2 separate regions of the Mus musculus genome follow, and region 1 is linked to region 2. The links are chromatin loops, found by intact Hi-C in ENCODE. Cell type or tissue: left cerebral cortex. All regions are shown on one strand. Links, peaks and the distances in the headings refer to the core of each region. The heading gives the core; the rest is flanking DNA.

What was found. A loop is a pair of places that touch in the nucleus more often than their neighbours do. Peaks named below come from ENCODE experiments on the same cell type or tissue, not always from the same donor. Only the 100,000 strongest peaks of a DNase experiment are listed, where the experiment ranks them.
Region 1: it touches region 2 in a loop (3-fold over the local background); 27 of 42 quality-filtered maps call a loop at or near these places.

The regions. Positions count from the first base shown.
Region 1 is chr5:77,405,070-77,410,440 of GRCm38, forward strand. It overlaps Igfbp7 (insulin-like growth factor binding protein 7), which reads right to left and starts at 2,976. Exons shown (of 5, transcript NM_008048.3): 1 at 2,471-2,976. The coding sequence starts at 2,945. In left cerebral cortex, for the core only: a CTCF peak has its summit at 2,720 (motif pointing left); DNase peaks (open chromatin) are centred at 2,333 and 2,732; H3K4me3 peaks cover 2,061 bases; H3K27ac peaks cover 1,149 bases.
Region 2 is chr5:77,351,621-77,356,991 of GRCm38, forward strand. It overlaps Igfbp7 (insulin-like growth factor binding protein 7), which reads right to left. Exons shown (of 5, transcript NM_008048.3): 2 at 3,942-4,051; 3 at 293-409. Among named protein-coding and RNA genes, the nearest start is that of Gm34648, 32 kb to the right of the region's middle. In left cerebral cortex, for the core only: a CTCF peak has its summit at 3,072 (motif pointing right); a DNase peak (open chromatin) is centred at 3,064; H3K4me3 peaks cover 678 bases.

The sequences.
Region 1 (5,371 bases), core at 216-5,215, 53 kb after region 2:
GTGACGGCTCCAAGACTTGAGATTATTAGCTCTTTCACTGCAGGAATATAGAACCAAGCAGGGCAAGGTCTCTCGCTGGAAGGCATTAAATGGTAATCTCAGTGAAGAGCAACACCAGGAGGGGCTCCAGGGATCCAGGGAAAGTGCTCGGTAATTTGTAACCAATACACACTTCCTTCATCGTCAAGCCCAGATTTGCTCCGTGCGTCCCCGGCTATACACAGCTGAAGCTGGCTAGCTGCTCAATAAATATTATGCTTAATGAAAACAGAGGAACAGAATGTAGATGGCTTATTTCACCTGGGCTGAGTTCTGCAAAAATACACCTTCTCTCCCTCAATGCAAACACAATGCAAGTTTCTTTTGGGGGGAAAGGAATGGCCAGAAGAGGGAGGAAATACATTTTTACTCTCTACAAAGACCCAGTGCTAAATGGTACATAAGGAAGCAGTACTGTCTATTTAGCTTTTATCGCTGTTAGACTGTCCCTAGGACCCCAGATGAGTACATGATCACCCACTCTCCTCTGCTTTGGAAAGGTATTCTGGAGGCTCTCTGTCGGCTCCCTAGCCCCTCCTGTTCTTCCTGGCACCCTCCTACCAGAGCCTTAGAAGCCGGTCCCCATGTGTGTCAGGGTGAGATGGAGAGATGACAGACTGACTTATGTCAAGGTTTCCAATTTTAGATGCTATTTATCTCCATCTTCCTGAGCATAAAGAGGAAGCCAGGCCATACCCTTAAAGTGGATTGCAGCCTAGAGAGGGACCAAAGAGCTGGGTGTCCCTGGCAACGAGGCAGACCAGACCGGTGCCTTCTTATTTCTTCATCATACTGTGTGAGTGTCAAGAGAAGGAAGTAGCAAGAGAGAAACTGATAAAACTCTATATCTCCAAAAAAAGACAGGAGAATGGAGGGGCACAACTTGGGATGAAGAAGTAGCCTGGGAAGAGGAGTGGAGAGGATAATGATGAGGCTAAATATAATAAAAGTACATTTATGAAATATCATAACAAAAGCTATCATTTTGTATAATTAATAAATTATTTTTATTCATTATAAAATAATATAAATTATCCTGTTTTATAAATATGTAATACATAAATAATATACAACACATACAAGTATATAGTATTATATATGTAATAAGTATATATCAAAATATAAAATAGTATAAACATATAAAATGATAAAAATTAACAAAATAAACTCGCCACAGATGAGGAAACACCACTTGGGAAGTCACCAGGCTAATCTGCTCTGATAGGGGAAAGATGTCTGCCTCTGAGACTCTGGGAAAGAAGTTTCCCCTTGGGATGTTTATAAGAAACTCTCAATATTTGTAATGAATTTGTAATGTTCATTTCCCCTCATGATGTGACTGTTGTGCAAGAGCTAAAGGGGGAAAATGGAGGTTTCTGTTGGAAACAGGGATATTTGGTCTGTGATTTTATAAACGGTGGTAATATCCTACATGGGTAACTGTGAGTTATACCACTTAAGGCTTTCAATGGTGAACTTTGAAGCGAATGGCACACAGCCTATTTGCATAGGGATTTCTGGGAAAAACTGTCAAGAAAGAACTGTTCCTTGGAAAGGCTGGAGAAAGCCTGAACTGTGTTCAAGATGCAACAGCTGACATTCCTCCCCTCCCCTCCTACCTTGGCTGAAGCCGGGGCAGCAGCTGCCAGAGCAGGACTCTAACTTTCCCTCGAAACGACTGCTCATGGAAAATGTTATTTCAGGCACTAGGAGTTAAAGTTTCTGATTTCTTTCTTCCCCCCAACCTCAGACTTTTTTCCAACTTCATTTGTGCAAGTTTGGATTAGTATGGGATACAATAGACAAACCCAATGTCAAAGCCATTCCAGCGGAACCTTGCATCCTGTGGACAAATTATGAAAAAACATAACCAAGGCCCGAGAAGAAAAACAACATGGTCAGAGGATTCACAACATCAAAGCGTTTGTGTTTCTTTTAACCCTCAAGTATAATGTTCTAGCTAGGTTACCGCTTGAGAATTGGAAACGCCAGTACTTGAATATTAATATGAACTTCAACTTAAAGAATTATCTTGTTAGTAAATCGACTTTCTGAACATCTTTCCTTTGCATTTTTCTGCTAACCCTGTCTACCCATCTTTCTGTACACACCCAAAAGAAAGAAAGAACGACGAGAAAGGTTTTTAAGAGTGTGGAGGCGTTTGAAACTTGCCCTGCAGGCTAGTTGGGTAAACTGTGCCTCGGAGTCTCGGAAAATCTTTTCTATATTTACACCCGTTACTGCGATTTCTCACTTTCTTGGCGCACACAGGCAACTCCAAATAAAACCATGCCAAGAGAACCAGGGAGGCGTTTCTCCTGGCTCGGGACACCGGGTTAGCCATCAACTCCTCCCTCCCGCGGGTCTCCAGGAATGCTCTGCGGCGGCGGGGGAGGAGGAAGGAGTGGGCGGGGAAGGCGCTGGTGCCCACCTTGCTCGCAGGTGCCCTTGCTGACCTGGGTGATGGCCTTCTCCCCGCGGCTCTCGGCGCGCAGGCTGGCAGCGCGCAGCTGGCAGCCGCTGGGGTAGGTGATGCCGTTGCTGCCGCACACCGGGTAGCGGCTCTTGCACACGCACACGGCGAGGGTCGCGGGACCGCCGGCTGCTGCCCCGGCTTTACCCTTCCGCCTCTTGCGGCTCTTCACGCACTCCATGCCCGGCGCGCAGTGCCCCCTGCCGGCCGCGCCGCCCCCGCACGGCTCACCCTCGCCGCGAGCACACACCGGGCAGCACCCGCACGCGTCGCGGGTCTCACCCAGCGGGCAGCCGAGCCGGGGCAGCGCGGGGCAGGAGGCCGGCACGCACGGGCCGCAGGCATCCGAAGAGGAGGAAGAGGAGAGGGGCAGGAGCAGGAGCAGCAGTCCGGCTGCACCCAGCAGCAGGGCGCGCGGCGGCCGCTCCATCATAAGGTGGCTGGATGCGAGCGCGCGAGTGAGCAGTCCGGGTCCCGGAGGCCAACCCTTAAAGCCGCTGCCCCGCCCGGTGCTCCGTGGGAGCCCTCCCCGGGGCGGAGAGTCAGCCCGCTGCCCGCCCCGCTTCGCCCGCCCGGGATCCGGCCTCCCGCCGTCGCCGTCGTGGGCATCCTCGCTGCCCTGGAGAGCTCGTCCCACGTCCACCATGCGTGCTGACCGGCTCCTGCTCAGCCCCCTGCCCCTGTCCTCACTCTGCAGCACTGGAGGGAACGAGCCTCCCGCGTCCTTTCCTGCTCATTTTCCAGATCCAGCTATTTTTTTTTAAACTTTTTTTTTTTAAACAACTAGGACTTTATGAAAATGCACTGTTTACTTCATTAAATTCTCGTGGGTCTGGGAAACCTGAGTGCTTTGTGGTTACTCTTTTAAGGACAGACTACGAAGGGAGTAGCGTTTGTGTCCTCTTTGGCTACAGGGCTGGTTTTCGATGTCATGTTCTTCTTTTTGGAACTTCATAATCTTGCTCTTCTCTCGTATCACCCAAGCTATCTGATGCTGAGTCGTTTAAAATTCTTTTTAAAAGTTATGGTTCTAGACTTATTTGCTTTTATTTTATGTGTATGGATGTTTTGGCTGCATGTATGTGTACATTATGTGTGTGCCTGGTGCCTCCGGGGTGGTGGTGGTAGGGTAGAAGACCTGATACCCCGTTACTGGAGTTATAGACAGTTGTTAGACACCTTGTGTGTGCTAGGAATCGAACTCAGGTCTTGGATGTGAAGCCAGTGCTCCCTTAACTGCTAAGCCATTTTTTTTTAAAAGCATTTTTATTTTGTGTTTGTGAGTGAGTATGTATGTTTGTGGGTCCTCGTGCCAAATATGTGGAGGTTAGAGAAAATCAGCTGTGGGGCAGCTGATTTTCTCTGTCTACTATGTGGGTCCTAGGGCTTGAATTCTGCTTATCAAACTGGTTCCCAAACCACTGGCCTGGGTTAGTATTTAAAACACACAGAGAAGACCATTTAGAGGAAGGCTACTATTGGACCTGCGGGGACACTGGTCTTGTGTCCTGTTTCTTTAGGATATTTAGCAGTTTAGTGCTCACACATGTGGGAAGCCGTTGCAGAGTGGCAGTTACAGAGTGGCAGTTGCAGAGTGGCAGTTGGCTACTGCTGGCCACCACACATACATAGGCAGTAAAGGTTCTTTTGCCAAGACGAGGTTTTGAGAATTAACCAAAGTTAACCAATCAGATGAGAGACAAGTTAACCAATCAGATGAGAGACAAGTTAACCAATCAGATGAGAGACAAGTTAACCAATCAGATGAAAGACAAGTTAACCAATCAGATGAGAGAGACTCCTCTCCTAGGCCTATATAAGCAGCACCAGTTCTGGGCTTGGGGTCACTTCGCCTCTGCAATCAAGCTCTCCCAATAAACATGTGCAGAAGGATCCTGTTGCAGCGTCTTTCTTCCTGGCCAGTCGGGCATGTGCAAGACACACAGATAGCAGTTAGCAGGGATCAGGATCTCTGATCCCAGAAGGAAGAGCTTGAGACAGAGCTCACTGGAGTCCACAGAAACACTAGTCTTAGGGACTATGTTAAAAGAACAAAACATTCAGGAAATTAGTCTGAACAGGTGAGAGGGTGCGCCAGAGAACCTGACAGCTTCTGGAACAGGCGGAAGCACAGAGGCGCTGAGGCAGCACCCTTTGTGGGCCGGGGACAGCCAGCCACCGTCCGGACCGGAGGACAGGTGCCCGCCCGGCTGGGGAGGCGGCCTAAGCCACAGCAGCAGCGGTCGCCATCTTGGTCCGAGACCCGCCGAACTTAGGAAATTAGTCTGAACAGGTGAGAGGGTGCGCCAGAGAACCTGACAGCTTCTGGAACAGGCAGAAGCACAGAGGCGCTGAGGCAGCACCCTGTGTAGGCCGGGGACAGCCGGCCACCTTCCGGACCAGAGAACAGGTGCCTGCCCGGCTGGGGAGGCGACCTAAGCCACAGCAGCAGCGGTCGCCATCTTGGTCCCGGGACTCCAAGGAACTTAGGAATTTAGTCTGCTTAGGTGAGAGTCTGTACCACCTGGGAACTGCCAAAGCAACACAGTGTCTGAGAAAGGTCCTGTTTTGGGCCTTCTTCTTCGGCCAGGAGGAGGTCCAAATACAAGATATCTGCGCACCTTCCCTGTAAGAGAGCTTGCCAGCAGAGAGTGCCCTGAGCACTGAAACTCAGAGGAGAGAATCTGTCTCCCAGGTCTGCTGATAGACGGTAACAGAATCACCAGAAGAACAATCTCTAAACAGAGTCAACTATAACTACTAACTCCAGAGATTACCAGATGGCGAAAGGTAAACGGAGGAATCTTACTAACAGGAACCAAGACCACTCACCATCACCAGAACCCAGCACACCCACTT
Region 2 (5,371 bases), core at 187-5,186:
AGAATCAAAGGTTAAGCAAAATCGCATACTTGCTAACCATTAACGATAATTAATTCAGTTCTGTGTAAGAATTCTGCTTTGAACTTAGGCAAGCAGGATTCTCTTAATTCTTTTTTTTTTTTTTTTTTTTAAACAAAGTAACTTCAGTTCTTCCATTAGTTCCTGTAGCTGTATCTGTACGACCACAGCAGGGCTGCTTCGAAGAAATGGGAGGAGAATAATTTCAGGCAGGCGACCTTTGCCAAGCCTGGGTGTTCTGAGAATGAAACGGTTGCCAGCTCTTGCTACTTACCAGCACCCAGCCCGTTACTTCATGCTTTTCTGGACCACCCCGGGTCTGAATGGCCAGATTTTCCCGGTCACCAGGCAAGAGTTCTGTCCGCTGAACTCCAGAGTGATCCCTTTTTACCTGAGAAATCAGAAGGGGAGAGTCTTAGTTCTCGTATAAAAACATCAAGGTTGGAAATGCCCCATTCCCAGAATTGCACAAGGTGTTCACCAGACTTCATAATAAGATTAAATCTAGCAATTTACTCAATCTGTTCCTTTTCTGAATACTGAGCAAGCAGAATGGTTTCTTCCTGCCAATTTTACCTAAGCAACCTGGGTTTTGTTTTATTTTGTTTTGTTCTGAGACAGGGTTTCACTATGTAGCCCTTGGCTGGCCCGGAACTCACTATATAGACCTAGGAGATCAGTCTGCCTCTGTCACTCAAGTGCTGGGATTAATGGTGTGTACCACTCCATCTGGTTTTTAAGCAACATGATTTAAGCTTTTTTTTTTTTTTTTTTTTTTTTTTTCTGGAAAACTTGTGGAGTATGCATGGTCACCCTGCTTCACTCACTGGTGTCCGACGACAGTTTGATCCTTGGTACTGGGCCTTCTTTGCCTGCCTTGCTGTGTTTGACTGGCAAGCTGTCATGCAGTGTAGTTTGATGTTTGGGACCTTGTGGGCACTTCCTGTAACAACCTCATCAAAGAGAAGCAGCAGCTGGAGTCCAGAGCTGAGTCTAGTGCTTGCTCTGGGGGCTAAGGGAGCATGAAACAGTTCCCGCTGTCTATGTGTGATAAACCCTGCCTGTTTCTGTCCGTGCTATGGAGAGAGAGATTCCGAAGGCCGTGTACGAAGGGGAAATTCATCTCCCTCGGTTTACAGCCAATCCTTACTTCGTGTCTCTCCTTCCCTACCTATTTTAAAGGTTAAAGTATGTTAATAAGAACTTTGGAAAAGATGTGAAAAGAACACAGGGAAAAGTCTTTTTCTGTTGTTGTTGAACACATTTAGTTCCTCAGTTTCAGTACATATGTTTTAAGTTATAATAACCAAATTAAAAAAAATGACACGAAACAGTTTTCTTTAATTCTACCAAGGCCTCTTTAAGAGCCAAGCCAGTGTTTACTTCGATTGTCTTTGTCACGAGAAAGTCAGGAGTTTCCTTCTGTAATTAAGCAAATGCTAAGTTCAGGTTTGTCCCACGTCTCCCCCAATTCGGAGAGAAAAACCTGGTACTTAGGGTTTCAAATGGAAGCTATGAAGACGTGTATAAATAAGCATTTTTTTTCCTTGAATTTCCCAAGCAGCTGGTGCAACCGTCTATGTTAATAAAATAGGTAATGTTCTGGGAGGAGTGTTTGACTCAAAGGCTAGAGACTCTGCTAAGTCTCCCACACATCACTAGCACCTGTAATCTCAGAGCAGGGTAGGTGGAGACCCGAGGATCCTCCAGGCTAGCTGGCTAGCTCAAATCAGTGAGCTCTAGGTCAAAAAGTAGGGTGGAGAGCAATAGAAGATCCCCCACACCCTGACAAAAAGGATCTTTTTTTGGGGAGGGGGGGTTCGAGACAGGGTTTCTCTGTGTAGCCCTGGCTGTCCTGGAACTCACTTTGTAGACCTGGCTGGCCTCGAACTCAGAAATCCACCTGCCTCTGCCTCCCAGGTGCTGGGATTAATGAACCACCACTGCCCTGTGACAAAAAGAATCTTCAAAACAAAACAAACAAATAAAAAAGCAAACCCAACCCTGCTATCCACAAATGGCCAGCTGGGGCTGGGGGAGGCTCAAGGGGAGACCAAGAAGTCGTTTAGGTGTCTAGCTATTTTATTTTAATCTTTTTGCAAGATCTCTTTATATATAGTCAGGATGGCTTCAAACTCACCATCCTGTCTCAGCCTGCCCAGAACACGCGGCACCTGATGCCTAGCTCTAGAGTACTTTGGTTGCAGCAGATTCTTCCAAAAATCTTGCTATTGTAAATAAGGAATAAATAAGAAAAAGCGCCAATAACTACCGAATGCTATACATCTCTGGGTGCTGTTTCTTGTTAGCACCATTACTTAATGTTAATCCTCATTAATGTGCATATCTGAGTTTGGGTCTGCCCTCAGAGGCCAGAAGAGGGCTTTGGATGTCCTGGAGTGGGTGGGAGTCAGAGGCAGTTGTGAGCTTTTTCTTTTAGTCCCCTTTCTCCAAGCCCCTAGGTCCCCACCTCTGTCTGGTGTCTGGTGTCTGGTGTTCTAAGGGAAGCCATATAACTTCAAAGCCTCCCGAGGCCGACTCATTTCCCCTGGGACCCATGTGTATTTTGCCGGGGTGCCACAGACCTTATTCTCTGCAAGTTTCGGCAATGAGGCTTATAAACTTAAGTACCTCGAGTCACCCTGGCTTCTCATTTTGTAAATTCCATGGAGACCCCTTGAGAAGCAACAAAGCTTCTTGCCGGTTTTCCTTGAAAACTATCGGCCATGCTCTTCACAAGCCACTAACCGCAAATAAGCATTGGGGAACTTCAGCTGCCAGGGGGAAGGTTTAAATGAACACGTAGCCGACCACGTTATTGACATGCCTGACTCCCCGTCCACATCTCTTTCCGAAGCACAATTTAGAGGCAACATCCCATTATTCCCTTTAACGAAAGTTTCAGCTGCGAGGGATAGCTGTACTAGAACTGGGTCATCGGTCTGCTGTACTAGAACTGGGTCACCTCTGCCCACACCGTGGTCCAGGCGTTTCCTGGTAACCACACTCAAGCCAGGTAGTTTCCTCAGTGGCCGCATTCTTCTGGCCACACGGGGGCGCCAGAGGCTGCCAGGAACCATGATCTAGACTAAGGTTTCTCACTCGGCAGCTGGGAAAGCTTTGCTGCTTCGGAGGTCTGTGAGGATAATTCTGCCCTCTGCGGAGGAAGCTTTCTGAAGGAGAAAGTGAGGCCGAGAGATTGATAACAGAGATCAAGAATTCCAGTCCCGATCACATTTGGGTGCCCGGACGCTGGAACTGCCTTCTCTTTCTTTTTGCCCCTCGGCTATATGAACTGGAATCTGTTAGGATTCTTCTGACAATGGGGCCGAAACCCCCTCCCAGAGCCCCAGAGGTCTCCCCTCTGACCAGACAACAAGCACACAAAATAATTGAGACTATCCTCCATTTCTGAGCTTGCTGAGGAAGCAAACTAGCTAAAGAGGGGTGTCTGGCTTTGCTGTTTTATTAGCACGAGTTTGAAGATTCTTCCTTACTTCATAGCTTCCTGCCACCACAGACTGAGTGATAGCACCATGTCTTCCCTGCTGTGTAAGGGACTATAAGCCTCTGAACCTGGAAGCTAAAGCGAACCACCTTTCTTCCTCCCTTGAAAGTTTCTGTCGGGTAACCTTTGGTCACAGTAACCAAAAGCAACGAAAACAGTGGGTTTAGATATTCACCACGGTTCTTTGAGTTTCCCAAGCTCCCTGCTTGGACACTGCTACCCAAAGCAGAACTGGGCTGATGGAGGTCAGGAAAGATCCGTGCCAGTGTAGAGTGATACCAGCTGCCACAGGCTTCATGGTTGTGGGGCAGCCGGCAGTGGATGCAGACTGAGCTGTGCCATTCCCACCGCCCTGGGCCATGCAAAAAACGATTTCCGGCTTGCACGATGCTTTCCCGAGGCCTGCACTACTGACCTTGTTCCAGATGAGGACAGGGGTTGGGATCCCGATGACCTCACAGCTCAAGAACACCTTGGCACCAGTGACGTTCCAGATGTCCTTGGGGGGCGTCACTATGGAAGGACCTACAAGAGAAGCCAGAAAGCCAAGTCCATCTTTTTAGCTGCCCATCACCAGTCAGGATCTTACAAGGCAAATCCTTGTTTATGAGCCTCTCTCCTCTGTGGATTATCTGACGTGCATCTCAAAGGCCAGACAGACAGGCCTCTTCCTGTCGCCAGCGTGATACTGCAATCTTTCTAAGGAAGGCAAGGGCTGATATAAGCAAACCAGCAAACACAACAACAAATGCAATTAGTAGGAAAAAAGGTCTGTTTATCTAACAAAAATCTAGCAAAATTGCCTTCTTTTCCCCAGCCGAGCTTAAATGAGGTTTATTTCGCCAGCTGTTTTGCATTAGCTGGGATTTCTTTCTTTCTTTTTTTCTTTTTTTCCATTAACGCCAAGAAATTTCAGTTCTGAAATGCTGAATGTTTCACTTCCTTTGTGGACCGGCATCTTCACTTGGAGGTCAGTGCTAACAACCATTCCTTGTATAACAAAAGAAAAAAAAAATCTAAGAAGTTATTTTCAAGTGTGCTGAGAGCACTCAGGCAGGCTTGCTGGGGTAAGATTCAAGTGGGCTGTCCTGGGGATCGGCTGGTGGCACAGAAGGGGCCTGGCTGTCACCGAAGGTGGGGACAGGGTCTTTCTGCTAGTGGAGAAGGCAAATGCTCAAAGCAGTGGCTGCCTTCTGTTGGGACCAAGCCCCCAAAGAAAGGGCAGGAGGGGGCTAGTTTCAGGGTCCTCGGTGGCTGGGTTCCCAGCAGTGAGCATTGGTTAAAGGGACTGTGAGCAGATCTGAGGAAGCCAAGAGAGGCCAGAAGATACCTCCCCATTCTTGGTGTTCTGGAACCCAGTAATTTCCCTTCCTCCTGTGAGTAAAAATGCTATTATTACTCAGATCCACCCGTAGTGGGCATCCCTTTTGCTGTAAGCTTCTTTGGCTCTCTGTTCCTGGAGTTGGTAAACCATGGACTGTGACCCAAATTTGCCTTCCTAGTTATGTCTGTATGGCCTCCAAAGATCAGTCAGTTCAAATGTTTGGGGAAAATTAAGAGAATACTATTATTTTGTGGCATGTGAGAACTAGAAGATATTCTCATTTACTGTCCATAAATGTCAGTGGAACAGCTTCATTCACGCGTTCACAGAGTGTCTCTGTCACCCTGGTGGGACCACGTGGTTTGTATTCCAGACTGTGTGACCTAAATATTGTAGATCTGGGCCTTCACAGAAGGAAATGGCTGATTCCAGCTTTAATCCACAGAAGAAAGAGACTAATGTGTAAGCAAGGACCAGGAGAAAGACTCAGAACTACAAGCCTGCTCAGTTTCTCTTGAGCC